Regions from separate parts of the Homo sapiens genome. Here regions 1, 2, 3, 4 and 5 are each linked to region 6. Evidence: chromatin loops called from intact Hi-C (ENCODE). Cell type or tissue: IMR-90. All regions are shown on one strand. Each heading gives the region's core, and the rest is flanking DNA. Links, peaks and the distances in the headings are about the cores only.

What was found. A loop is a pair of places that touch in the nucleus more often than their neighbours do. Peaks named below come from ENCODE experiments on the same cell type or tissue, not always from the same donor. Only the 100,000 strongest peaks of a DNase experiment are listed, where the experiment ranks them.
Region 1: a loop joins it to region 6, with 18 times the contacts of the local background. A loop is called at or near these places in 19 of 110 quality-filtered maps.
Region 2: a loop joins it to region 6, with 10 times the contacts of the local background. A loop is called at or near these places in 89 of 110 quality-filtered maps.
Region 3: a loop joins it to region 6, with 19 times the contacts of the local background. A loop is called at or near these places in 20 of 110 quality-filtered maps.
Region 4: a loop joins it to region 6, with 9 times the contacts of the local background. A loop is called at or near these places in 17 of 110 quality-filtered maps.
Region 5: a loop joins it to region 6, with 5 times the contacts of the local background. A loop is called at or near these places in 14 of 110 quality-filtered maps.

What each region holds. Positions count from the first base shown.
Region 1 is chrX:155,084,633-155,088,632 of GRCh38, forward strand. The region is part of intron 5 of BRCC3 (BRCA1/BRCA2-containing complex subunit 3); the gene reads left to right. Among named protein-coding and RNA genes, the nearest start is that of BRCC3, 15 kb to the left of the region's middle. In IMR-90, for the core only: a CTCF peak has its summit at 2,012 (motif pointing left); no DNase peak of the experiment used is centred there.
Region 2 is chrX:155,055,152-155,059,410 of GRCh38, forward strand. It overlaps FUNDC2 (FUN14 domain containing 2), which reads left to right. Exons shown (of 5, transcript NM_023934.4): 5 at 1-4,259. Among named protein-coding and RNA genes, the nearest start is that of CMC4, 14 kb to the right of the region's middle. RefSeq lists enhancers at 2,117-2,618, 2,283-2,577. In IMR-90, for the core only: a CTCF peak has its summit at 2,381 (motif pointing left); a DNase peak (open chromatin) is centred at 2,380.
Region 3 is chrX:155,146,766-155,151,876 of GRCh38, forward strand. No RefSeq gene overlaps it. Among named protein-coding and RNA genes, the nearest start is that of VBP1, 67 kb to the right of the region's middle. In IMR-90, for the core only: a CTCF peak has its summit at 2,351 (motif pointing left); no DNase peak of the experiment used is centred there.
Region 4 is chrX:155,818,352-155,823,462 of GRCh38, forward strand. No RefSeq gene overlaps it. Among named protein-coding and RNA genes, the nearest start is that of VAMP7, 60 kb to the right of the region's middle. In IMR-90, for the core only: a CTCF peak has its summit at 1,975 (motif pointing left); a DNase peak (open chromatin) is centred at 1,980.
Region 5 is chrX:154,916,019-154,921,129 of GRCh38, forward strand. All of the region lies in intron 14 of F8 (coagulation factor VIII), which reads right to left. It also overlaps the pseudogene EEF1A1P31 and the pseudogene ZNF622P1. Among named protein-coding and RNA genes, the nearest start is that of MIR1184-1, 31 kb to the left of the region's middle. In IMR-90, for the core only: a CTCF peak has its summit at 2,123 (motif pointing right); a DNase peak (open chromatin) is centred at 2,183.
Region 6 is chrX:154,978,766-154,983,876 of GRCh38, forward strand. All of the region lies in intron 6 of F8 (coagulation factor VIII), which reads right to left. Among named protein-coding and RNA genes, the nearest start is that of F8, 41 kb to the right of the region's middle. RefSeq lists enhancers at 2,145-2,194, 2,295-2,344. In IMR-90, for the core only: a CTCF peak has its summit at 2,250 (motif pointing right); no DNase peak of the experiment used is centred there; H3K4me3 peaks cover 262 bases; H3K27ac peaks cover 176 bases.

The DNA of each region.
Region 1 (4,000 bases), core at 1-4,000, 110 kb after region 6:
GATTACAGGCCTGAGCCACCGTGCCCAGCCCCAAAAAGTTTTTTTAAAGTAGGATAGGCCAGGTGTAGTGGCTCCTGCCTGTAATTGCAGCACTTTGGGAGGCTGAGGTGGGATGATTGCTTCAGCCTGGGAGTTCAAGTCCATCCTGGGCAAGATGGCGAGCCTCTGTCTCTTAATTTTTTTTTTAATTAGCCAGGTGTGGTGATGCATGCATGTATTTCCAGCTACTCAGGAGGCTAAGGTGGGAGGAACCCTTGAGCTCAGGAGTTGGAGGTGGCAGTGGGCCGTGACTGCACCACTGTGTGCCAGCCTGAGCGACAAAGCAAGACCTCGTCTCTTAAAATTTTTTTTTAAAAAGTAGGATATGAGAAATAGTCAATTATTTTCAGATATATAAGAACATTTCCAATGGCCTCCACATGTAATTTTGGAAAGATAGGCTGGATTCAGAGCAGGTCTGCCACTTCACAGGAACATTTTCACCACGTAGCTCCTAAAAGGAAATGAGAAGGCCTATTTCTGAAATGTTTCCATGTCCCCTTGGGGGGAAAACAGTTTCAGTTCATTCCTCCACTGACATTAAAAGAGAATGTCTATTTCAGGCAAGAATAATAAAATGGGCTTTTAATACTACATATGGTTATTTCATCATATTTCTTAGGAATGGTGCTGTGTAATATCACTGTGCACAAAATCACAGATTCTTCAAGAAAACTGTTTCTTAAATACCTGTGTAATTGCCCACAAAGGGGCCCAGTGCATGTGACATTCAGTCTAACAGCTTAACCAGCTCTCTGCCGTACTTGCCATACAGAAAAGCTGAAACTGCTGGTTTCCAGGTCAGTTTATGTGGTCCAATCCGTAACCTGCTTTCTTCCTGAAAGACCCAACCAGAGGAAACTGACCAAAAGAGCATCTCTCGTGTACCAGGCCTGAGTTCAACAGAAAACAGATAAGCGACCTCCAACTTTTTATCCCTGGGTCTGAAGTCACATCCTGAAGAGTTTGGTTACACCAGTAATGAAACATACATGGTTTCCTGTTGCTTTCCTTTCTTAATTTCCGGTGAGGATAATGTCACCAGAAAGTTCCATCTCCCTCTCTCAGTAACAGGGAGAAGTGGAACAGGCAATTGGATCTCAAGCAGGGTCTTGGCTTGAGCCTTGGGGCGGTTTACAGAGTTTCTGTCTTGACCACGGAGATCTTTACCAATTTGCTGGGTAGGTCCATGGCTGCCTGGTTCCCCCAGGACTGCTTTGCCATGACAGCTACCTGAATGACTCCGAGGAACTGCTCTTTGGTGATTTCAGGAGGTTCTTTCCCTTTAAGGGTTCTTCAGACAAAATGTCTGAAGCGCTCTCGATATGAGTTTTGGTAGCGGCCAGCCTGGGTCTGGGAGCAGAGTGATAGGACGTACCCTGCCTGGTCATGCCCAAGGGATTCTGATTATTCATCTGCAACACACCTTGGAAATCATGAACGTCCCGTCTGTGGTCACAGCTGTCTGTCCAGTGCTGGCTGACGTCCAAGCTAACAGCCGCCCCATTGGGAAACTTCATGCTGATCACAGTGGCATCTGCATCCTTTAAGGAGGCCATATCTGGTCAGAAGGCATGTCCGAGAGAAAGCACAGTGTCCAGAGTGGCTTTTAACAGCAACATGCATGCGATGTCCACATTGTGCACCCAGTCTTGTAGAGAACCCCACCTGCCCGCCTGCCCTCGCTTCCTCCCTCCGTCCCTCCCTCCCTTCCTTGCCCAGGCTGGAGTGCGATGGCGCGCCCTCTCAGGTAACTGCAACCGCCGTCTCCTGGGCTCAAGCGATTCTCCTGTCTTAGCTTCCCGAGTAGCTGGGATCACAGGCACGCGCCACCACGCCTGGCTAATTTTTTTTTTTTTGCATTTTGAGTAGAGAGGGAGTTTCACCACATTGGCCAGGCTGGTCTCAAACTCATGACCTCAGGTGGTCTGCCCGCCTTGGCCTCCCAAAGCGCTGCTCACAGCGCCATCTGGTGGATCCTTTTGTAAGCTTCCTCAAAGCAGGACTGGGCAGTGGCCTATTCAAAGCACGCAGCCTCGTGCAAAGCACCCCCATCCCTGTTCTCGAATTACCCTAGTGTTGGCCAAATAATCGGCTCTGAAGGTTCACTCCACTTTATATAGCTGATCGTCAAAAACATACAGCAAGCAGCAGCCGTTCTTATCCATTATATCCCAAAGATGGCCAGGCTAATGCTCCGATGTCATTAAAGCATCTCATACCTCTGTTGGAGGCTTCTGAAATGTCTTTGGCTGTTCTGAGGGCACCAATGGGCTTTTCACTCAGAGAGAAGGAAAGGCTGAGAGGTGGCCAGCAGAGGTAGATAGCGTTGTGTTTGGACGGAAGCAGAATGCCTGAGAGAATTTCTGAGTGGATGCTGAGGGGCAAGGGCGAGAGGTGCAGGGTCCGAGCCTGCTGAGATGAGAATAAGTGTCCATAGGATGACAGCTCCTCGCGGGCAGCGGTGGCTGGAGTGGGTCCCTCAGCGCTCAGGTGGTCTCCCAAGGGGTAGACAATGCTCAGAGGGGGTACATCCATTAGGACGGGATGCCAGAACGATCCCACCCGGAGAAGCTTCGCCGGCGAGAAGAATACGCCTTCCCACAGGGGAAGATGGGGGTACGAGGGACTCCCCCGGAGGGGTGACCGAGGCCAGTCTGAGCCTCTGGGGGCCCAAGGTTGGGAACTCTTGGTAGCCAGTGGACGGGCAGGGTCGGCTCGCTTTGGCAGGCGCCAGGGTGGAGGTACTGAGCTTACGTGAGACATACTCTCAGGAGCATTGTTTTAAGACAACCAAGTTGAACTGTCAGACGGCAACTTAGATCTATGGTTCTGGAGTTCTGGGACTAGAGTTTGTTGGGCAAGAGTTGGGAGTGGCTGGTGTAGATTTGAAGCCACAAAACTAGATAAAATCCCCCAAAGGGTAAGGGTAGAGAGATAAAAGGACTGAACACTGAGCCTGGGCCACACCAATATTTGGAGAGTGGGAAGATGAGAAGGATCCAGCAACAGAGACAGGAAGTTAGAGACGAGTAGGAAGAGTGGGAACGTGAGGCAAAGTGAAGATAGTGTTTCAAGAAGGGAGTGATCAGCTGAGATCAGGTAAATTGAAGACCAAGAATAAATCATTGGTGACCTTGACAAAAAGCAGTTTGGGTAACATGATGGGCACAGTAGTTGTTACCAGTGGTTGTAGATAAAATTGAATGGAAGTAATGCTTATGAAGTACCTTTGATGTGTGTTAAAAATTTTGCAATTTAAAAATTACAAAAACCCTATGAGAGAAGCGATGATGTTTATTCTCATTTAACTGATAAGGAAATAGGCTTAACAGTACCAAGAATTTTACTTTTAGCAATTTACTTTAATTCTCTGTACTGCTATAGACCGTTTTACAATGCTATGTTCTTTTAGCAATATTTTCAGCCAATTTCCTTTGTACTCATTGCTGGGTACTGTTTGGTCTCAGTCTTTACTTAGGAGGACATTGGGGAGAAGTCAAAATCTAGATCAAAAAGGTATACACACAAAGAATGTTGAAGAACAGATTGCCAAAATAAGTGAATGTAAGCCATTGGGCAAAACTGTAATCTGCAGTGTTTCATTGTGACACCTGATCTTTTGTATCCTTTATAAACAATGGTCTGAAGACTAAATTTAGCCTCTGTTTAGTTTTTGGCTTTTTTTTTTTTTTTTTTGAGACGGAGTTTTGCTCTCGTTGCCCAGGCTGGAGTGCAATGGCACCATCTCGGCTCACTGCAACCTCTGCCTCCCAGGTTCAAGCGATTCTCCAGCCTCAGCCTCCCAAGTAGCTGGGATTACAGGCATCCGCCACCACACCCAGCTAATTTTGAATTTTTAGTAGAGAAGGGGTTTCTCCTTGTTGGTCAGGCTGGTCTCAAACTCCCGACCTGAGGTGATCCGCCTGCCTCAGCCTCCCAAAGTGCTAGGATTACAGGC
Region 2 (4,259 bases), core at 1-4,000, 76 kb after region 6:
TACATTACAGAAAGCTATTTAAATGTGTTATAATTATGCCGACAAAATTGGCAGCATAATTACTGTAATTGAAAAATCTGATATTGTCCAGGAATGCTTTCTACCGTACAGGATAATGTATCTCATGGCTGTTTCCAAAGGGTTTATTTATTGTAAAACAAGTGATTTAGGTGGGAAAGGGAAGATTTTGGATTTTTATTTTGTAGAAAAGGTTTTAAGCTTTGAAATGTGAATGAAATATCCTTATCAAAACATTAGGGGTGGCCATAACTCCTCTGTGCCACTTCTACTATTTTTTTTTTTAATCTAGTTAGTATGAAATACAACATTTAAACCGGAATTTTAAAGAAGTAGCTTTCCAGGGATTCAGAATTAAGAAAGATAGTGATAGGACATGAGAAATAAATTTCCATCAAGTGTAATCTACCGTCTCATGATGACCACAACCCTGAGAATTATTCTTTAAAAGCTTACACACACACACACACACGGGCACACACGCACACACAGAATCTTACCACATTTTGCTGTAGTGGCATGTTACCATGTCTACAGTCCCTACTAGAATATCAGTCAGCTTTCAGAGGGCAAGACTTCTGTCTTCACCATTATACTCACAGGGCCTAGCACTTAATAGGTGCTGAGTATTTGAATAATGACTTTATAGAAAGAAAACTCACTATTAAAGGTTAGTTTTACTCAGAATTGTTAATCTTGGAGATGATCTCTTGTGAAATATGAGTGTGTTTCTAAGGCCATACATTTAAAAATGTTTGCATTTTAACCCGTCTTGAGAATGATGTATTGAATTTGAAAATCAAAACTACCAGTGGATGTGTGGAACTTTACAGAAACCACCTATTTGCGTTTTTCTCCTTACATTTAAGGAAACATAAGCCATTTTGCTTGCAATATGTATGAATCATCTCAAAACCATAATGGTATGAGCCTCTTTGCTGCATATTTTGCTATAAGAACTTATTTTTTTTCACTTTTTATTATGGACGCTTTCAGGAATATATAAAAGTAGAGAATATAGTACAATAATCCCCCTGTGTATCTATCACTCACTCACAACAATCATCAAATTATAGCTCTGCTGGTTTTTACCAGTTATTGTGAAACAAATATCAAAATGTCATTTTATCATATTTCAGTATGTATCTCTAAAAGGTAAGAATTATTTCTAAAAATCATAAATACCTCATCATATCAGACATTAACAGTAATTACATAATATCCAAAATCTGATCAGTGTTCAAAATTTCCTCAAGTGTTTTATATTTAGTTTGTTTGAATCAAAATTCATGCAAGGTTCACATCGTATTTGCATGATTTGGATAAGTCTCTTAACCTTATAGATCCTCCTCTATTTTTTTTTTTTTGCTTGCTATATATTTATATCTCTATATATATTGATATAGACATATGTAGTGACACTGAGTCATCTGTTTCCTGCTTCCCCACACTCTGCCTCTCCTGACATCTGGGTCTCTGGGTTATGCCATATATGGTGATAGTGGCTGCAGCCACTTTACCTGTGTGACTTACCCACAGCAATGGGATGGTAACAGCAAAGCTAACCAAAGTGCTCTGTGCCCCTTTGGGTTGCATGTGGGGAGACTGGCCACCCAATGCCTCTCCAGTGGGGTAGGGGTTGTCTTTTGGTGCATCTGTTTTTCCTGTGATTATTGGTGAGGGCAGCAAAGATTAGCAGGTGGTTGTAAACTACCTTGAGTAGGTTGTAATAAATAGTCTGGCCTCAGACTGTATTCTGATTGTCTGAATTAAGATCTGTAGGTAGGTCCCTCCTGAAGTTTTTTCCCAGCTGGCTGCCTCTACGACTGTGAGGGTCATGGTTGAGGTCAGTATTGCAGGTTGGCCTCATCCTGCTAGTATGAGAACGGCTGTGAGTTCTGCCCACGGTGTGAGGCCACTGTGACCACTTGGGATTGTGCAGAGCTGGCATGGAGGTTGAACACGCACAGCTGCACACCTTGTTTTCAGTTTAGCTGAACCATCGGTGAAGGAGGCTCAGGCATTTGGGGTTACCTGTGAATCAAGGCCCTATTGTGCCAGCAGTTTTGTTTCAGGTGGTGAAGTGGGAGTTAAGGTTTCCCCCAAAAGAACAGCTGCCACTCCTCCATGCAAAACCGAGATGATTCAAGGACCAGGCAGCTCCACCTTTCAGTGCACTACTTTCATTTGACTGGAGAGGCCTGCTTAGCTAGGCACGTATTTTCTCCAGTAGCAGAGTCCAATGACGCTCTGGACTTCCTAATTAGTGGTGGTGGGGCGGAAGTTTTTCCTTGGGAAGAGCGTTGTCGCTGTATATGGTCCGCAGAAACTTGACTTGGAATGTGTTCGGGGTTTCATCGCCCCCTTGTGGCGGCGACGTGGTAACACCGCACTCAAGGCTTCCAACTTGTCAACCAATAGGATGGCATCTACGTAGTGAAGGCTTCCCTTCCCTTGTCCTGCAGCGTGCTGGACAGTGTCCCGGCTCAGGGACCCCTTCTGTCCCCTTCCTGGCTACTATGGGTCGGCCCTGCGTCCTCACCACTTTGAGCCACCCTTTGACCCAGCGTCTCTCCCGCAATGGGACCTGGTGGGATGGGGACTTGGAGCATGCTACAGGAGAGGTAGAACTTTTGAGTCTCTTCTTCCCAAGGTTCTCCCCAGAGTCGGAGAGCAGAGACGGATCCAGGGGCACTTTCTGGCCGCTGCCTGCTCGGGCTCAACAGATGGAGTCCAATGTTTCAGTCTCCCCCAAGAATGTGTATCCTCATTGCTGACACGGGAGCTGGGTGCGGGGAGAGATGTGGTGGTGGGGACCCTTGCCTGAGCAGCCCATTGTCATGAGTGTTATTGCCATTGTGATAATATGTTAGCATGACTCTCCTCCCAAATGGCCGCTTGTTTGTTGCAATCTCCCGCCACTCAGCCTCCAGACATTCATTAACAGGACAGTGGGGTTCTTGACTCCCCTACCACTGGGGTGACAGTCCTTGCTACTGGATCTGGGCAGTTACTGTCTCATGGATGCTGGCAGAAGACGATTCAAGTTGGCGGACTAGATTCTACAAGGAATGATCTCTTGCATAATTCTAGCCAACATGCTCTTGGGGTGGGTGCTTCTGGTTTTGGAAAGCAAAGTTACTGTGTAGTTAACAACTATTGTGGTAAGAATAGTCTCTCCATCATTCTTTTGTTTCACGGTTGTCAGAAAGATGGGCATAACTAATGGTTGGGCTCTTATTTGGAACCTCTACTTTTGTACAGTTTGGGAATCTCTGCTTGAAAAGATGGTATACTGATGGATTTGAAATTTCTGAGTATCATCAATGTTTCATGATGATCTCAATTTCTTCTCAGAGGGAAGCTCACAGCCAGTTTTGGACCCCAGAGAAAAATGTGGCTGCTGCCCTCTACTCCCTCTACCAAATTATCAGCTTCATTTCTTTGTCATGAAATCTAGTATGATTTCTCAGAAATCAGGCCCAGAACTAAAATACATTTTCTGCCCAATTTTCTAAGAGGTCACACTAACATCTGAGTAATTGGGCAGAAAACCTATTTTAGTTCTGAGCCTGATTTTTCTAGAAGTCATATGGTATAGCTTATATTTCCGATGCTTGCATTCTTTTTAAGGGGTCATGAATCTTAATACTTTTTTTTTTAAAAGAAAAGTGTCGCACTTTTTCACATTTTTATAAAGCTTTAAAGTCAGTTTACTGACTTTTCAAAAGTGTCTACCTTTTTAAATTTTAAAATGGTAAGAAATGACATTCCTGAGAGCAGTGGCTTTCATCCTTGCTTGCACTTGGGAATCACCTGTGAAATTTTAAAAACTACTAATGCCTGGCTCTCATCCTAGAGATTCTGATTTCACTGGTCTGGAGTGCTGTTCAGGCATCCTGAGGTTTTAAAGTGTCTTAGCTTTTTCTAATGAGCAGCAGAGACTGAGAACCACTGAAGTACACAGTTGGAAGCTGGTGCTGAAAAAATTAAGAGTTTTGCTGTTAACTCCTTAAGAGGGCTTTAAAGCCTTTTATATTAAGTGCCATACAACTTCAGATGCCTTCTGAATACTGAACACAAGTGTAATATTATAGTTCATTAAATGTCTTAGGAATCGTGTGGAGTGAATGCAAGGAAAGGAGTGACAAGATATCACCCCACAAATGACTTACCCATTACGAAGGGAAAACTACCTTTCTAGCTAAAAGGTCTGTCAGTCACTAACCAAGTGATTAAAC
Region 3 (5,111 bases), core at 522-4,521, 170 kb after region 6:
TCAAAGCCATTCCCCAGCTGTCCTCATCCTACATATCAGCGACTGGTGTGGCAGACCTGCCTTGGTTGGGACTAGAAGAATGAAGGATTATCTGAGATAACACATGTGGAATGCTCAGACAGTGCCTGGTTCATGTGGCAGTCATGTGTATGTGAAGAAGCCTGTGAAGAGAGAGAAAATGAAGATGTAGGGGAGAGAGGATGGTTGCAGATGCAAATAAAATGTTAGGTTTAGTGGCAGAGAAGGAGGGATTTTTTGGCTGATGGCTTATAAATCTTTGAAGGAAAGGAATGTTCTCTCAAGTATACACAGCACAAATGTTCCTTCATGTGCAGACAAGTACAAAGGCAGCTTGCACGTAGCCCTGAAATCCCACAAAGTGGTCCACAATGGGAACCACTGTTGGGTGAAATAATGCATGGCTTCCTGAATGAGAACTCAGATGACCAGTGGTGGGAAGAGAGAGAGACAATGAGAATGTCTGGGTTAGTAGGGGAAAAGACAGAGTTTCATTGCCTCATGGCGACATAACCAGTTGATTTCAATCAACATTCATTCGTAAACATGCTTGACTCCTTTTCAGTTATAATGAATGAGACACAATCCCGGCCCCTGAGTTCCCGAAAAAGACTGAACCAAAATTACACATGAAGAATCACTAGGTATCCATCACAATGTAGTCCTCTGACTTTTTTCTACATTGACCTTTCTTCCCTAAGGGAGGTGGTGGGGGCAGCAAGGGGACCTTTGCTAGGAACCACAGTCTCAGCCATTGTCAGGATGCCGATGAGCATTAACTGACCAGCACCTGTGCTTAGAGTTCTAAGGGACATTTGCCAGGAGGAGTACCTGAATGGAGAGCCACATTTCCCACCAGTCCACCCTCCTCCTTACCTCAGCTCTGGTCTTCCTGAGATCAAAAATGAAGTAGATGGTTGCAGGAGAGCCTGCAAAAGGCAGGCAGGGATCTTGTTGGTAAACTTTCATGCAGATTCATTCCTTTGTAAATCAACCCTTTTTCTGGAAGAGCTTCCTTATCAGTACGCTGGGCCCTGGCCCTCAGCCAGTACAGAAAGTCATTTGTCAAGGCCTTCAGTTGGCAGACGTGCTCCCTGGACTACGTGCTTTCTCGGGTGTCCCAGAAACCCTGGAATGGAGTGAAATGCAGGGCTACGTGGGAGAGCAGGGAGGCAAGAATTAAGTCGGCCCCACCTTTGCCCAACTCAGTGGGTCTCCTTGAGAGAGGTCTGCAGTTTCAAGGAGACTTTTCAGCCAATCTGCTGCGAGATCCTGTGAAGGGGTGTGAAGGTCTTCCTCTGTGACTATAGATTGGCCAGTCTCTCCTTGTGTGTCCAACAGTTTTCATTATACTTTATGTGAATTAATGCAAAACTGCTAGGTTTAAACTGCTCACCATTTTAGGGATCCCTTCTGGATTTTACCTTCCTTAAGGGGAAATTTTCCTCCTTTCCTCAGTTCATCCTTTCTGCCTTGGCTTTGACGTGGTCTGGAGGCCACAGAGCCTCCTCCTGAGAACCTCTCTCTGGTGTGTCTGTTTGTGTCCGTCCCTCTCCTTTCGATCATTCCCTGTGGTTCCTGTTGGGCGCGGCTCCCATAAACGCACAGAGCAGGGTCTGCTTTGTCTGCAACCTGATGCATTGTTATTTCTCACCAAAACTTGCAGTCCAAACATCACATTTCCGGGCCACACTCTTTGTCAGAGCTCCAGGGGCACAACCCCGGGGACCTGCTGGAAGGTGCCACCGTGACGTGTGCCTAGATGCGTTTTCCCTCAGTTACCACAGCGTTCCTCTGGTTCTGGTGGCTGGAGGGTGACCGCGTGCTTCATGAAGGGGGTCCTTACTGCTTCGCATCCACCCTTTTCACGGAAAGCACTTTGTCACATGTTTTCAGTGTTTCTAAGCGATTTTCTGCCAATCTTGTGTGCTAAGATTGTGTGGCAGCGTTTCCACAGATTTATAGCTGGCAATGAATTCTCCCAAAGGAAATCAGACAAAATAACATGTTTCCAACATTGTTCACATACTGACAACTTTTGTTATTCATTCTCTCAGAATTGTTCCTTAGCTGTGTCCGCACCTCTGTAAGTAGTACATTAAACCTGCTAGCTCAGCAGCTTATATCACCCATCTTCCGCCCAGATCTGCTTCTCTTTCTGTGTACCCTTCTCATCCTTGATACTCTCTCCTTCCACTCGCCTTTACAATCCAACACTGAATCCTAACGACTTTGTCTGCAATGCCTCCTCTTTTCTGCATTTTAGCTTCAACTTCCATCCTCTCTCACCTTCCAACCAGTCTGTCTCCAGATACTCTGCCCCCTGCTGTTTGTTTTACACAGTGCATCCAGAATGCAGATCTGATAACATCCAAAATAGAGATCTGATCATTTCACCTCTCACTCAAAAGCCCTCGAAGGTCTCCCAGGATTCTTAGGACAAAGTGCAAGCTCCTCAACATTGCTTTTAATTTAAGGTCCTGCATTGTTGAACCCTTTCCTACTCTCCAGCTTCATCTCCCTTATGCTCCCCTCTGCTGTTTCTGCTCTAGCAACAGGGTTCATCTGTGCCATATGCCTTCCCCAGGGCCTTTGCACATGTTATTCCTCTGTCTACAGTGCTCTTTCTTCCCGAACTGACCTACTACTTATTCCTCAGCTATCCTTCATAAGGATAAGTATACACAGCACAAACTATTACTTTCTTCAGGAGGGCTTGCTTCCCTGACTTCCCTGACTTGGTTAGATTCCCCTGCTTCAACAGTGAGTATTGTGTACCTCTCTTTCATGCTACTGTTTACAACTTAAAATGACTTTACATTTATTTGTGTGATTGTTTGATATATCTTCTCCTTATCTGTAGACTGTAATCTTATGAAGCTTGGGATCAAGTTGTTTGTGCTTATGGTTATATCCCCATTTCTTATTGGTAAATTATCATAAATATTTCTTGAACAAAGAATCAGTGAATGGTTCAGGGGAGTTGGTGGAATATAGAATCCTGGTGAGGAATTGGCCTTATATAAGAGGGAGTCTATTGTTTCTAGTTTTTTTTAATTTTTTTCCCATAGGTTTCTGGGGAAGAGTTGGCATTTGGTGACATGAGTAAGTTCTTTAGTGGTGATTTCTGAGATTTTGGTGCACCCATCACCCGAGCAGTGTACACTGAACCCAATTTGTAGTCTTTTATCCCTCACCTCCTTCCCACCCTTTCTCTCAAGTCCCCAAAGTCCATTGTATCATTCTGATGCCTTTGCATCCTCGTAGCTTAGCTCCCACTTGTGAGTGAGAACATACGATGTTTGGTTTTCCATTCCTGAGTTGCTTCACTTAGAATAATAGTCTCCAATCCCATCCAGGTCACTGCAAATGCTGTTAATTCATTCCTTTTTATGGCTGAATAGTATTCCATCGTATATCTATACCACAGTTTCTTTATCCACTCGTTGATTAATGGGCATTTGGGTTGGATCCACATTTTTTCAGTTGCAAATTGTGCTGCTATAAACATGTATGAGCAAGTATCTTTTTCGTATAATGACTTCTTTTCCTCTGGGTAGATGCCCAGTAGTGGGATTGCTGGATCAGATGGCAGTTCTACTTTTAGTTCATTAAGGAATCTCCACACTGTTTTCCATAGTGGTTGTACTAGTTTACATTCCTACCAGCAGTGTAGAAGTGTTCCGTTTTCACCGCATCCATGCCAACATCTATTATTTTTTTATTATGGCCATTCTTGCAGGAGTAAGGTGGTATTGCATTATGGTTTTGATGGACATTTCCCTGATAATTAGTGATGTTGAGCATTTTTCCATATGTTTGTTGTCCATTTGTATATCTTCTTTTGAGAATTGTCTATTCATGTCCCTAGACCACTTTTTGATGGGATTTTTTTTCTTGATAATTCGTTTGAGTTCATTGTAGATTCTGGATGTTAGTCCTTTGTCAGATGTATAGATTGTGAAGATTTTCTCCCACTCTGTGGGTTGTCTGTTTACTCTACTGACTGTTCCTTTTGCCATTGGAAAGCTCTTTCATTTGATTAAGTCCCAGCTATTTATCTTTGTTTTTATTGCATTTGCTTTTGGGCTCTTGGTCATGAAATCCTTCCTTAAGCTGAGGTCTAGAAGGGTTTTTCTGACATTATCTTCTAGAGGTTTTATAGACTCAGGTCCTAGGTGTAAGTCTTTGATCCATCTTGCGTTGATTTTTATATAAGATGAGAGAGGAGGATCCAGTTTCATTCTCCTACATGTGGCTAGCCAGTTATCCCAGCACCATTTGTTGAAAAGGTTGTCCTTTCCCCACTTGATGTTTTTATTTGCTTTGTCAAAGATCAGTTGGCTGTAAGCATTTGGCTTTATTTCTGGGTTCTCTATTCTGTTCCATTGGTCTATGCATGTATTTTTATACCAGTACCATGCTGTTTTGGTGACTATGGCCTTATAGTATAGTTTGAAGTCAGGTAATGTGATGCTTCCAGATTTGTTCTTTTTGCTTGGTCTTGTTTTGGGTATGCAGGCTCTTTTTTTGGTTCCATATGAATTTTTGGATTTTTTTTCTGGTTCTGTGAAGAATGATGGTAGCATTTTGATGGGAATTGCATTGAACTTGCAGATTGCTTTTGGCAGTATGGTCATTTTCACAACATTGATTCTACCCATCCATAAGCATGGGATGTGTTTCCATTTGTTTGTGTCATCTATGATTTATTTCAGGAGTGTTTTGTAGTTTTCCTTGTAGAGGTCTTTCACCTGCTTGGTTAGGTATATTCCTAAGTATTTTATATTTTTGCAGCTATTGTAAAAGGAGTTGAGTTCTTGATTTGATTCTCAGCTTGGTCACTGTTGGTGTATAGGAGAGCTACTGATTTGCATACATTAATTTTGTATTCTGAAATTTGCTGAATTCTTTTATCAGTTCTAGGAGTTTTTGGAGGGATCTTTAGGGTTTTCTAGGTATACAATCATGTCATCAGCAGATAGCAACAGTTCGACTTCCTCTTTACCAATTTGGATGCTGTTTATTTTTTTCTCTTGTCTGATTGCTCTGGCTAGGACTTCCAGTACTATGTTGAATAGAAGTGGTGAGAG
Region 4 (5,111 bases), core at 464-4,463, 840 kb after region 6:
TGAAAACTTCACAAGCCTTGGGAGATGGCCATCCTGAACCAGGAAACTCAAAGGTTGCCAAACAGATTAAACCTAAACAGATTCTCTGCAAGCCACATAATGTTCAAATTGTTGAAAGTTAAAGACAAAACAATAATTCTAAAAACAGCAAGAGAAGAACATCAAGTCACATATAAAGGAACCCTCATTAGACTAATAGTGGCTTTCTCAGCAAAAAATCTTACAGGCCAGAAGAGGATAGGATGATATTTTCAAAATACTGGAAAAAGAAACCGCCAGGAAAGAATAATATACACGGCAAAGCTATCCTTCAGAAATGAAGAAGAAATAAAATCTTTGATAAACAAAAATTAAAGGAACACATCAACACTAGACCAGTATTAAAAGAAATGCTCAAGGGAATCTGACTTCTAGAAATCAAAAGACCATAACCACCATTATGAAAACATGCAAAACTGCAAAACTCACTAGTAGAGATGACACACAGAGAAAACAATCAAACTTTATAACTACAGAAAACCACCCAACCACAAAAATAAACAATAAGAGAAGTAAAGAACAAAGGATATACAAAACAACCAGAAAAAAAATCAATAAAATAACATAAGTCCTCATCTACCAATAATAACCTTGGATGTAAATGGATTAAATTCCCCACTTAAAAGATATAGACTGGCTGAAGGAATTTTTTAAAGACCCACCTGGATGCTACCTAAAAGAAACTCTCACCACCAGGAAGACACAGACTAAATGGGAAGAGTTGAAAAAATATATTTTAAACAGCTTGAGAAGGCAGAACAAGATAGCCAAATATAACCCTCCAGCAATCATCCTCCTACCGGAAAACCAAATTAAATGACTATCCATGCAAGAAAGCATCTTCATAAGAACCAAAAATCAGGTGAGCAATTATAGTACCTGGTTTTAAAATAATATCAAGAAAAGAGGCACTGCAAAAGATATAAAATACAGTCTTACATTGCCTACACCACCCCTTCTCCATCCCCCAGCAGCACACGAAGAGAGAATTTGTGTGCTTGGGGAAGCAAGAAAGAAGTGATTGTGGCACTGAGTTCCCACACTGAGTTCCAATGCTGCCCTGTTACAGCAGAACACAACACAGAGCAGAATCCTTCCAGTGCCCATGGAGGGAGCATTTAAACTAGCCCCAGCCAAAAGGGAATTCTCTGCCCCAGTGATAAAAACCCAAGTTTTGGCTAGCTCCACTGCTGGCCAATTAAAGTACCCTTTGCTTCTCAATAGGTTTAAAAGGCAGTCAGGCTACAAGAACTGCAGCCCTTGAGCAATTTCAGGTGCTGCACTGTGCTCAGAGCCAGTGGAATGGGAGTGCATATGAACCAGTGAGACATTAGCTGTGGCAGCCAAGGGAGTGCTTGTGTCAACCCTCCCCCAACTCCAGGCAGTGCAACTCAGGGAGTGACTCCTGCTTCCATAAGGAGAGGGAAGAGCACAGAGGACTTTGTCTTGCAACATGGGTACCAGGAAAGCCACAGTTAAATAAAGCACAAAACAGATTCCTGAAGCCCCTGATTCCAGGCCCTAGTTCCTGGATAGCATTTCTAGACCCACCCTGGGCCAGAAGGGAACCTACTGCACTGAAGAGAAAGACCCAGTCCTGGCAGGATTCACCACCTGTGGAATAATGAGCCCTTGGGCCTTGAATAAACATCAGTGTTAGACAGGCAGTATCATCATGGTCCTTGGGCGAGACCCAGTACTATGTTGACTTCAGGTGTGATCCAGTGCGGTCTCAGCTGTGGTGGCCAGAGTATTGCTTGCATCACCCTTTCCCCAACTCCAGGCATACCAGCATGGAGAGAGAGAGAGAGACTCCTTCTGTTGGGGGAAAGTGAAGGAAGAGAACTAGAGACTGCCTGGAGAATTCTCCTGGATCTCGTCCAAGTGCACCAAGGCAGTAAGAGCCTGCAAAAGTTGCAGCATTGCTGGGGTTAGGGAGCCCCCTAGTGCAGATATGGTTGCAATGACCAAAGACTTAGATCACAACCCTTTGAATTCCTGGAAAGCCTTGTCAAGAAGGACAAGTACATACAAGCCCAGACTGTGAAGACTAGAATAAATACCTAATTGATGAATATTCACAAGCATCAAGAACATGTAGGAAAACATGACCTCACCAAACAAACTAAATAAGGCACCAGTGACAAATCCCAGAATAACAGAGCTATGTGACATTTCAGCAAAGGATTCAAAATAGCTGCTTTTTTTGGCAGGGGAGGGGGGGTGTATTGCTCTGCCGCCTAGGCTGGAGTACAGTGGTGTGATAATAGTTCACTGTAGTCTCGAACTCCTGGGCTCAAATGATCCTCCCACCTCACCCTCCCGAGTAGCTGAGACTAGAGGTACACACCACCATGCCTGGCTAACATTTTTTAAAAATTTTGTAGACATAGGGTCTTGCTATGTTGCCCAGACTGGCCTCAAACTCCAGTTCTCAGGCAACCTTCCCATCTTGGCCTCCCATAGTACTGGGATTATAAGCATGAGTCACTGCATCCGGCTCAAAATAACTGTTTTGAGGAAATTCAACAAATTTCAAGATAACACAGAGAAGGAATTCAGAATCCTATCAAAGAAATTTAACAAAGAGATTGAAATAATTTTTGAAAATCAAGCAAAAGTTCTAGAGCAGAAATATTCAATTGACACACTGAAAAATGCACCAGAGTCTCTCCACAGCAGAATTGATCAAGCAGAAGAAAGAATTAGTAAGGTCAAACAGAGGCTATAAGAAAACACAGAGAAGAAAAAAAAACAATAAAAAAAGTGAAGCATGGCTACAAGATGTAGAAAATAGCCTCAAAAGGGCAAATTTAAGATATACTTGTCTTAGAGAGGAGGTAGAGAGAGAAACTGGGGTAAAAAGTTAATTCAAAGAAATAATAACAAAGAGCATTCCAAACCTAGAGAAAGATATCAGTGTTCATGTACAAGAAGGTCACATAAAACCAGGCAGGGTTAAACTAAATGAGACAACCTCTAGGCATTTAGTAATTAAGCTCCCAAAGGTCAAAGATGAAAACATAATCCTAAAAGCAACAATAGAAAAGAAACAAATATAGCATAAAGAAGTAGCAATATGTCTGGCAGCAGATGTCTCAGTGGAAACCTTGCAGGCTACAAGAGACTGCTATGACATATTCAAAGTGCTGAAGGAAAAAAACTTTTATCCTAGAATATTATATCCAGCAAAAATATCCTTCAAACATAAAGGAGAAATGAAGACTTTCTTGGACCAAAAAAAAACTAAGGGAATTCATCAAGTACACACATGAGCTACAAAAAAAAATGCTAAAGAGAGTTCTTCAATCTTAAAGAAAAGGATCCTAATAAGCAATAAGAAGTCATATGAACATACAAAACTCACCGGTAGTAGTAAGTACGCAGACAAATATAGAATAATCTAACACTGTAATGGTGTGTAAACCACTCACATCTTGAGTAGGAAGACTAAAAGACAAACCTATAAAAATAATAACTACAACAATGTTTTAAGAGATAGTATTAAAAGTCATAACTATAAACAACAAAAATTAAAAATCTGGGAGGGGATGGTGTTAAAGTGTATAGTTTTTATTAGTGTTCACTTTCCTTCTTTGTTTATTTGTTGTGCTTTTCTGTAATCACAGTTTAGTTGTCATCAGTTTAAAATGATTGGTTATAAGATGTTATTTCAAGACTCATGGTACCTCAAACCAAAAAATCTACAGATACACAATAAATAAAAAGCAAGAAATTAAAACCTACTACCAGAGAAAATCTCTTTTACACAAAGAAGGAAGGAAGGAAGAAAGGAGGAGGAGAAGCAGAAGAAGGAGAAGGAGAAGGGGAAGGGGAAGGAGAAGGAGAAGGGGAAGGGGAAGGAGAAGGAGAAGGGGAAGGAGAACGAGGGGAAGGGGAAGAGGAAGAGGAAAAGAGAGGGAGGGAGGGAGGGGATGGAGGGAGGGGGAGAGGGAGAGAGGAACACTAAACAGCCAGAAAACAAAAAACAAAATAGCAATAGTAAGTCTTTGCCTATCAATAACATTGAATGTAAATGAACTAAAATCTTGAATGAATTTTTTAAAAGACCCAACTATATGGTACCTACAAGAAACTCATTTTACCTGTATAGATACACACAGACTGAAAATAAAGGGCTGGAAAAAGATATTCTATGAAAATAAAAACCAAAAAAGGAGCACAAATACCTATACTTTTTATCAGATAAAATAGATTTCAAGACAAAAACTATAAAAACAGACTAAAAAGGTCATTATATAATGATAAACAGGTCACTTCAGCAAGAGAATATAATAACTGTAAATATATATATGCACCCAACACTGGAGCACTCAGACACAGAAAGCAAATTTTATTAGAGTTTTAAGAGAGAGATAGACTCCTCCAATACAATAATAGCTGGAGACCTTAACACACAGCTTTCAGCATTGGGCAGATCATCCAGATAGAAAATCAGCAAAGAAATATTGAACTTAATCTGCATAATAAATCAAAAGGATCTCATAAATCTTTACACAACGTTTTATCCAAGAGCTGCAGAATACATTTTCTTCTGAGAACATGGATCATTCTCAAGGACAGACCTATGTTAAGCCACAAAACAAGTCTTAAAAACCTCAGTAAAACTAAGATAGTATCAAGTATCTGACCACAATAAAATAAAACTAGACATCAATAACAAGAACTTTAGGAACCATGCAAACACATGGAAATAAAACAATATGCTCTTAAATTACCAGTGGGTCAGTGAAGAAGTTAGTAATGAAATTTTAAAATGTATTGAAGCAAATGAAAATGCAAACATAACAAACCAAAATCTATGGGACACAGAGAAAGCAGTACTAAAAGGAAAGTTTATAGCAATAAGTCCTACATCAAATAAGTAGAAAAACGACAAATAGCCAATTTTAAAATGCATCTTAAAGAATTATAAAAGCAAGAGCAAATCATATGCAAAATATGTAGAAGAAAGGAAATCATAATAATCAGAGCAAAAATAAATGAAATTGAAACCAAAAAGCAATACAAAAGATCAACAAAACAAAAAGCTGGCTTTTTTACAAAAATAA
Region 5 (5,111 bases), core at 584-4,583, 63 kb before region 6:
TGTTGAATTTTATTCAATGCTTTCTTGACATTTATTGAAATAAATATATGGTTTTTGTCTTTCCTTCTGTTAATGTGGTGTATCACATTTATTGATTTCCATATGTTGAACTATCTTTGTGTTCCTAGGATGAATCCCCCTTGGGCATGACAAATACTCATTTTAATGTGTTGTTGAATTTAGTTTGCTAGTACTTTGTTGAGGATTTTTGCATCTATATTCATCAGCGAAGTTGGCCTGTAGTTTTCTTTTTGCTGTTGTTGTGTCTTTGTCTGGTTTGGGTATTGGGATAATGCTGGTCTTGTAGAATGAGTTTGGAAACATTCTTTTCTCTTCAATTTTTTGCAATATTAAATAGTTTCAGTATAATTGGTGTAAGTTTTTCTTCAGCAGTGAAGTCATCAGGTCCTGGACTTTTATTTAATGCCAGACTTTTTACTACTGCTTCAATCTCATTACTAGTTATTGGTCTGCTCAAGTTTTCTATTTCCTCATAGTTCAATCTTGGTAAGTTGTATGTGTCCAGAAATTTATCCATTTCTTCTAGTTTTTCCAGTTTGTTGGCATATAGTTGATCATAATAGTTTCTAGTGAAACTTTGTATTTTTGTGTTATCAGTTTTAATGACTCTTTTCATCTTTGATTTCAATTATTTGGGTCTTCTCTCATTTTTTTTCCTTAGTCTAGCTAAAGATTTTAAATTTTATCTTTCAAAAAGCCATTTTAAAAATTTCATTGGTCTTTCATATTGTTTTCTTTTTCTCAATATTATTTATTTCTATGATTATTATTATTATTTTCCTTCTACTAATTTTGGGTTTGGTTTGCTCTTGTTTTTCTATGTCCTTGAGTTACATCATTACCAGGTTTATTTGAGTCTTTCTTTTTTGATGTAGGCATTTATAGCTATAAACTTCTCTCTTAGTACCGCTTTTGTTGTATCCCATTCATTTTGGTATGTTGTTTCCATTTTCATTTGTTTCAATAAATTTCCTTCTTAATTTCTTCATTGACTTATTGGTTGTTCAGGAGCATGTTGTTTAATTTCCATGTATTTGTATAGTTTCAAACGTTCCTCTTGTCATTGATTTCTAGTTTTATTCTACTGTAGTCAGAAAAGATACTTAATATAATTTTATTTTTTTAAATGTTGAGACTTGTTTTCTGGCCTAATATATAGTCTATCCTGGAGAATGTTCCATGTGCTGATAAGAAGAATGTATATTCTGTAGTAGTTGGATAAAATGTTCTGTAAAATGTCAGGTAGGTTCATCTGGTCCAGAGTATATTCCCGGATGAACTGGAGCTCCTTTATATGTTATTTGCTTCTTTTTTCTTGCTCTTTTTAGGATCCCCTCTTTGTCTTTGACCTTTGAGAGTTTAATTATTGTATGCCTTGGGGTAGTCTTATTTGGGTTGAATCTGTTTGGTGATCTTCAGCCTTCCTATAACTGGATACTTACATCTCTCTGTAGGTTTGGAAATATTTTCTGTTATTTCTTTGAGCTTTTTATTCATTGCTCTTTCTCTCTTGAAGGCCCATGACTCTTAGATTTGTTCTACTGAGGCAGTCCTCTAGATCTTGCAAGTGTTCTTCATTCCTTTTAATTATTTTTTGTCCTTTGACTGTGTATTTTCAAATAGCCTGTCTTTGAGCTCATTGATTGTTCGTTTTGCTTGATCAGTTCCGCTGTTTAGACTTTCCAGTGCATTTTTTTTTTCCGTTCAGTTGTATTTCTCAGCTCCAGCATTTCTGGTTTTTTAAATTATTATTTTGATTTCTCTGTTAAATTTATCTCATAAATTTCTCAGTTGCTTTTTTGTGTTCTTTGAGTTTCCTCAGAACTTTTATTTTGAATTATTGATTTGAGAGCTACAATTTGCCATCTCATTAGGGTTGGTCACTGGCTCCATGCTGTTTCCATTTGGAGAGGTCATAGCTCCCTATTTGCTCTTGTTTTTTATGCACATATATCTATGTCTTTGTATGAATGCTAAGTTATTTATTCCAGTCTTTGTGTCTGGCTTAGTTTGGTTTTTCAGGAGTATGCCTGTCTAAAGGTTATGTATGAATTAGAGCTTCCTTACTCTGAGATTACTGCCTCTTTTTTGGCACTAGATGGTGCTGTAAGCCCAGATTTGCTGCAGCTCTTGCAACGGCTTGGATTACTGCCTATTCCCGATTTGGGGGAGGTCCCAAACTGGATATCCTGGTTGGGTGAGACATCTGGTTAGGATTTTGTGTCCAGAGGAACCACGGGCTGAACATTCTCTCTCATTTGGTGTCTTCTTTGGCTTAGATGAAGAGCAGCCAATGTGTTTTGCATGCTGGGGTTGCTAGCCCCGCCTCCATCCTTTGTCTCTAGCTGCCCTCAGGATTTTTTTACCCTAGAGGCAATCAGGCTGCTTCCCACGGATTGAGGCAGGAATGATTTTTCTGCAAAGGAACCCAAGATGGTGGGAAAGCTGGCTCTTCATCTAGATGTCACTTTTTCTGATGTACATACTGTCAGTCTGGGGGAACTTTTCTGCATGGTGCCTGGCAGCTTGGGAAGGGGATGCTGCAGTTAAACAGGCCCATTTTTGTTATCTTCTGCTTGCAGTTTTTCTCTTCTATGTGGCCACTCAGATCCTCACAGCCTCTGTTTTGAGTTATGGGATATTCCTGGTGATAAGCTAGACACTGAATAGTTGTTTTTGGTTTTTCTGGAGGAGAGTGAAGCCAGATTGCTTCTATCCACCATTTTGGTGATATCACTCTAATCATGTTTTTTTTTTTTTTTTTTTTTTTAATAAAGCCCCTGTGTGCTGGGGCATCAATGATGGTCACAGGATATTTTTGGCCTCAGGTTTCTTTAGGAGATATCAATGGTGATATTCCATTCATGTTCAGTTTATAGTTATCCAAGACCCAAGCATACTCAAATGAGCCCTTTCCCATCTCAGCAGGTTCTTTCTCAAATTTTTCAATGGTTCCTTTGTTGATCACATCACATTTATAGATCAGATGACCAGTAGTGTTGAACTTTCCTGAGTCTACATGTCCAACGTTGATGATAGTGACATGAACCTTTTCCTTTCCCAATTTTGGCTTAGATTTAGCAGTGATTTTCATGATACTTGTGTTATGACAGCAAACCAACTGTGAATAAAGCAATTCTATATATCTTAACGCTCATAAAACATTTGACCATGTTTTATGATACTTATCTCTATTTATCCACATATTTAACTTTGTTTGCTCTTTATCCCATCTTGTCTCTCATGCCTTCCATTCTGTATCACTTTTTTATTGTCTCAAGTATAACATTAGAATATTTTAGTGGACTTTTGCTAATGGTGAAGTTTCTCTGTTTATGCTTGTCTGAAAATGTATTTCTTTCACCTTCATTCTTCAATAAAATATTTTTTAGATTTTCATTTTTATTATTATGTTAGAGCAAGTGAAGTAGCAGCAAAAGTGTCCATCATACAATCTGGCTTTCCCTGGTCCTCAGGGCAAGGAGGAAACTTGGGCAGCAGACAATCACTCAATCCTGGCAGACTCTCAGAATCTCACTTGGACCCTAAAGTGCATCTGCTTGGTGGCATTGTTCTTCATTTCTGTCTTCAGCATCCATTTTGACTTCATCCTTTGGATATAATGCATGTCTCACTTTCATGTAACAGCTGCTCCTGTGTTGCCAGTCTATCCCAGGGCTCTCTATTACTGAAGCACTCGGCCCATGGCCTCACAATATTTAGCAACTACCACAGCTCTTGACAAGCCAAATCACTGTTTGTAGTATCTCATCAAGGAGTGATGACCCACTCTGGCATCAGAAGGCAGAATCAGTTCCATGCTTTCATCATCATATTCTAAGTCCTTTCCTAAGGGCGACTCCTCAGCCTCATTAGGGTCCTCCCCTTCCTTGTGATCTGGGTAGCTACTCCTAAACTCATACAAGTCTGCAAATTCCAAAGCAGCATCACCATCTGTAAAAAGCTTACACCAGCTTTTGTCATATGTGCCTGTACAGCTTCTGTTGAGTAGAACTTCCCCTTCTCATTGCAACACAAGCAAATCTTCTCAACACAAACTTTCTCTCCCAAGTAATTAATCAGTCCCTTAAGATCTGAAAGATATTCTATATCAGTAATAAAGAAGCAGTGGACTTTGGTCATACTTGTGTCATTTTGTTAATTGCTTTCTTTCTTTTTTTTTTTTTAGATCCTTTGATCCTTTCTTCTTCTGTTGCATTCTTCCTTTATAGTTTGATGGCTTTCTGTAGTGGTATGCTTTGGACCTTTTTAAAATGTTTTGTGTATCTACTATAGGCTTTTGCTCTGTGGTTACTATGAGGCTTACACAAAATTAGCAGGCTATTTTAAACTGATAACAACTTAATTTTTATTGCATCCACAAACTCTACACTTTTATTCCCTTCCTCCTACATATTATTATTTTTTTTGAGACAGGGTCTTGCTCTGTTGCCCAGGCTGGAGTGTAGTGGTGTGATCATTGCTTACTGTAGCCTTGACCCCCCCAGGCTCAAGCAGTCCTCCCACCTCCACCTCCTGAGTAGCTGGGACTACAGGCATGCACCACCATGCTTTACTAATTTTTAAATTTTTTATAGAGATGAGATCTCACTATCCTGCCCAAGTTAGTCTCAAATGCCTGGGCTCAAGTGATCCTCCCACCTTGGCCCCCACAAAGTGTTGGGATTACAGCCATGAGCCACTGTGCCCAGCCTATTTTATGTTTTTGATGTGACAGTTTACATATTTTAATAATTTGCATTCCTTAACACATTATTATAGCTTTAGTTTTTAAAATAGCTTTCTTTGTCTTTTATCTTTTATACTAAAGATATAATTAATTTACCCACTGCCATTACACTACTAGAGTGTTTTGGATTTGACAATGTACTTATTTTTACTAGTGAGTTTTATCCTTTCATATGTTTTCATATTACTAATAAGCATCCTCTTTCTTCAGCTTGAAGAACTCCTACTAGCATTTCTTATAAAGCAGATCTAGCTTTTGTCTTTCTGAGAAAATCTTTATCACCCCTTCATTTCTGAAAGATAAAATTACTGGATATAGTATTTTTCATTGCTAGTTTTTA
Region 6 (5,111 bases), core at 536-4,535:
TGAAGATGTATCTGTGGTGTTGCTTGGGTAGAGCACTTCGGTTTTGATTCTCGGTGAATGTAGTAGCCTCTGTATAAGATTCTAAACAGCATCAGTGATATTTGTGATTTTCTCAGTGGCTTAGGGTGTGGTTATTAGTGGAGGCTGTGGTGAAGTTTTTCTGAGAAGTGGGATGCCAGGTAGGCCTGTCTTCAGGCCCCAATGGTGGCAGCAGTGGGCTGAGTGTGCTTGTCTTTGGTGTACCATGGTGGCATATGATTGCACTGGTTTTAGGTCCAGGCAGGTTGATTTGTGGGCCTCCAAGTGGTTTACTTGGGTGCCAGAAGTGGTATTGATGGATCACATGGGTGGGTGGGTTCTCAAGTTCCTGGGCAGCAAAGTGGCATGGTTGATGGCAATCATAGCAATGAAACAACCTGAATCTCAAGTGGTCTGTGCTGGCGTTGGTTGTGGCTGCTATGGATCGCATGGCCAGTCTCCAGACCCTCAAGTGGTGCATGCAGTGAGTGCTAACTGTGGCAGTAGTGGCAGGTTGAGTGGGCCTGACCTCAGACCCCAGGAGGTGCTCAGGTGCCACCAGTGGTGGACAGGGCTAAGTGATCCCTAGGCCCCTGGATGATATGCTTGGGTACTGGGGGCAGGTAGAGCTGGGCTACGTGAACCTGCCCTCAGGCTCCTTGGTGGTGTGTGAGGTGCTGGTTGTGCTATGCAGGGGTGGGGTGATACCGAGGTCACTAGCAAAATGCTCAGGTTGGGGTGCAGCAGTAGCTGTGCTATAGCCCTGCTCTTGGTGAAGGTGGGGTTGCTTTCTCAGGGAGTAGCTGTAGGCAGGTAGCTTGGGAGCACAAGGTTCACTAGTGTTTTGGCCCCACAGCAGCCTGCAGCAGCAGTGGTTGTAGGTAGTGGAATTTGTTCTTGGAATATGTGAAAATGCATGGGCACTCCTCTGCTGGGTGGGGCAGGATCACTGCTCAGGGCTCCTGCCTAAGTCACGGCCATCATAGCAGGGCAGGATGTGTGGGCTGTGTTCTCAAAATGGTGCTGTGCTGCAGCTGCTTGGGAGAATTGCAGAATCCAGCGTGAGCTCTCTGTTGCAATGCCTTCACACGGTCTTTAGGCAACTCCCTATGCTAGTCTCTGTGCTGTCAAGGAATAAGGCGCTCTCCTGTGGCTAGGATTGCAAGAGTCCTTGGTGAAAATGAGGAACACTAAGGGTCTCTTACCTTTTCCCCACATTAGGAAGCTGTTCCAGACTCCCAGCCAATCCCAGGCAAACAGGCCTTATTTCTCTCTCCTCCCTTGCTTTCAATGCTTCCTGTCACTGCTCTGTTGAATTCCAGTGTTCTCTCTTAGATGACCTATTCAAAGTATAATTATCTACTTGCTACTTTGGTTCCTCTCCATGGAAGGGATGAACACTAGATGCATCTAGTCAACCATCCTGAAGCCCCTCCTGATTGTATTTTTGGATAACCTGTCTTTGAGCTTGCTGATCCTTTCTTCTGCCTGATCAATTCTGTTGCTGATGTCTTGTATTGCATGTGTCATTTTTTATTATACTTTTCAGTTCCAGGATTTCTGACTTTTTTTATTCCTTCAATTTCTCTGTTAAATTTCTTTGATAAACTTCTGAATTGTTTCTCTGTGTTTTATAAAAGTTTGTTGAGTTTTCTTAAAATAGCTATTTTGAATTCTTTGTCTACCAGATCATTCACCTGCATGTCTTTAGGATTAGTCACTGGCACGATTTTTTGTTCATTTGTTGAGGCTGTCTTTCTTAGGCTATTCTTATTCTTTGCAGATGTGCATCCCTGTCTACACATTGAAGAATTAGGTATTTATTCTCATGTTCACAGTCTGGGTTTGTTTGTGACTGCTCTATTTCAGTGAGCTCGTTTAGAAATTGAGTGGGGCTGAGTGTGGTGGCTCATACTTGTAACCTAGCACTTTAGGAGGCTGAGGCTGGAGGATTGCTTTAGGTCAGGAGTTCGAGACCCAGCCTGAGCAACATAGCAATACCCCAATCTTCCCCACCCCACACACAAAACCCGAAAATTTAGCCAGGCATAGTGGCACACACCTGTAGTCCCACTCTGGAGGCTGAGGTGGGAAGACCGTGTGAGCCCAGCCAGGAGTTCAAGACTGCAGTAATCTATGATCGCACCACTGCACTCCAACCTAGGCAACAGAGACCATATCAAAAAGAAAGTGAAAGGACTGGCTGTTGTATTTCCTTTTAGCACGAGAGGGCGCCCTGAGCCCAGGTTAGACGCAAGTCTCATGCTGGCTCTGCTACTAATTAGTGGAGATCCACAGAGGGCACTCAGGCCATACGGGAGAGTTTTCCGGTGTAAAAACCGTGGGTCCATGGTGACTTTCCGCCTGTGGTACTGCAGTGGCTTGCGGGTGGGGTCTCAGTCATAAAGAACCAATCCCCTTTATGTGCAACTATGGTTTTACTCGTCTTTGCAGTCCAAAAGGGCTTCACAGTCTTGCTCATGGGTTCAGGTTTTCTTAACTCTTCTGAAGGTAATTTCACGCATCGAGTTGTTACCTTGATGTTTCTGTGAGGAGATTATTGCTGAAGAGTCCTATTCCACCACTTTGCTCCACTCAGCATGCACTACTTAATCACAAGCAGGAGATGAAGGCCCGGAAAGAAGACAATAGAAGCCCAAACCCCTCTCCTCAACCTTTATCTAGTAGACCACAGTGTCCTTATAATTCAGCAGTCAGCACCTTTTCTTATAAACGCCAGATGGAAGAGATGCATATATAAGGAAGGGTATGTGGGAAGGGGCATGGGGCCAGCCACTCTCCAGGAACCTCCATGCGTTCAGCTACTCAGAAGCTCCTGATGGGCAATTCTAATATGAATATTTATCTCTTTTAATTCTTATCATTTTTCTATCATTTCTTGATGTTAAAATCTGCTTTAAAACACACAGTTGACTCTTGAACAATACAGGTTTGAACTGCATGAGTCCACTTATATGCAGTTTTTTTTCAATAAATATAGTGAGATTTTTTTGGAAATTTATGACAATTTGAAAAAACTGTCAGATGGACCACATAGGGTAAAAATATCAAAAAAATTAAGAAAAAGGTATGTTATGAATGCAAAAAATATATGGAGATGGCCGGATGCAGTGGCTCACACTTATAATCCCAGCACTTTGGGAGGCCAAGGCGGGCAGATCACGAGGTCAGGAGTTCAAGACCGGCCTGGCAAACATGGTGAAACCCCATCTCTACTAAAACTACAAAAATTAGGTGGGCGTGGTGGCACATGCCTGTAATCCCAGCTACTTGGGAGGCTGGGGCAGGAGAATCGCTTGAACCCAAGAGGGGGAAGTTGCAGTGAGCTCAGATTGTGCCACTGCACTCCAGCCTGGGTGACAGAACAAGACTCCGTCTCAAAAAATATATATATATACTTTGGGAGGCCAAGGCGGGTGGATCACGAGGTCAGGAGATCGAGACCATCCTGGCTAACACAATGAAACCCCGTCTCTACTAAAAATACAAAAAATTAGCCAGTCGAGGTGGCGGGCGCCTGTAGTCCCAGCTACTCGGGAGGCTGAGGCAGGAGAATGGCGTGAACCCCGGGGGGCAGAGCCTGCAGTGAGCTGAGATTGCGCCACTGCACTCCAGCCTGGGCGACAGCAAGACTCCGTCTCAAAAAAAAAAAAAAAAAAAATATATATATATATGTATACACACTTATATATACATATACATGTTGATACTAGACTATTTTATCATTTATTACCATAAAATATACAAAAATCTATTATAAAAAGTTGAAATTTATAAAAACTTACATACTTACAACCATACATGGCACCATTCCCAGTTGGGACAAATGTAAACAAACGTAAAGATCCAGTATTAAATCGCAACTGCATAAAATTAACGGTAGTAGCCATCTCCTATTGTTATTGTGCTGAGCTCGAGTGCTGCAGGCATCCACTGAAAACTCTGCATGATGCTAATCATCTCTGCATAAGCATTTCATCTCTCCATAAACTTTGAAGGATACTTGGGACCCGTATAAAGTGCCACTAGTGATGCTGGAAGTACTCCCAAGAAGCAGAGAAAAGTATAAATAACATTTTCCTTTCTCTAGCTTACTTTATTGAAAATATACAGCATATAATACATACACAAAATATTTGTTGTTTATGTTATTGATAAGGCTTCTGATCAACAATAGGTCATTAGTACTTGAATTTGGAGGGAGTCAAAAGTTATACATGGATTTTTGACTGTGCAGGGGGTTAGTACCCCAACCCCCACATTGTTCAAGGGTCAACTATATTCTCAACCACATTTTGTTTGACCTTATGAAAGATTTTATCTATTCTTAGTACTTTCTATTGAGTTTCTATTTTGACCATTGTGTTTATAATTTTTATGAGCACGTTTTGTTATGATTGTTTTTCATAGAATCCTATTGTTACCTTATTTTTAAGTTTCTTTTTATTGATGTAAAATATACATATGTAATTTGCCATCATTACCATTTTTAAGTGTACAGTTCAGTGGTATATATACATAATGGAATACTATTTGGCCATAAAAAAGAATATTTTCATTTGCATCAACATAGGTGACACTGCAGGGCAATACCACATGTTCTCACTCACATGTGGGAGCTAAAAGAGTGGATCTTGTGAAAATAGAGAGTAGAATCGTGGTTACCATAGTCTGGGGTGGGGAGGGTGGAGGTGATGAAGGTGCCAGTTGGGACAAATGTAAACAAACGTAAAGATCCAGTATTAAATCGTAACTGCATAAAATTAACGGTAGTAGCCATCTCCTATTGTTATTGTGCTGAGCTCAAGTGCTGGGATTACAGGTGTTCCAGTAAGTGGTCAGAGCCCTGCCTGTCCCAAGTGGGTGAGGTCCCAAAGGGATTATCATAGCAGTGTTGGAAGGCCAGCTAGTGATTCATGCCAAGGTGACCTGTAGGATAAACCTGCTACAGCATGGTGCTGCTGCACGGCCATTCTGAATTTGCATGTCTTTGGCCAAATTATAGAGCAGAATTTCCAGGGCTGGGGATGGTAGTCCTTCCTCCCTCATTTGTCTCTGCCTGTACTCTGGGA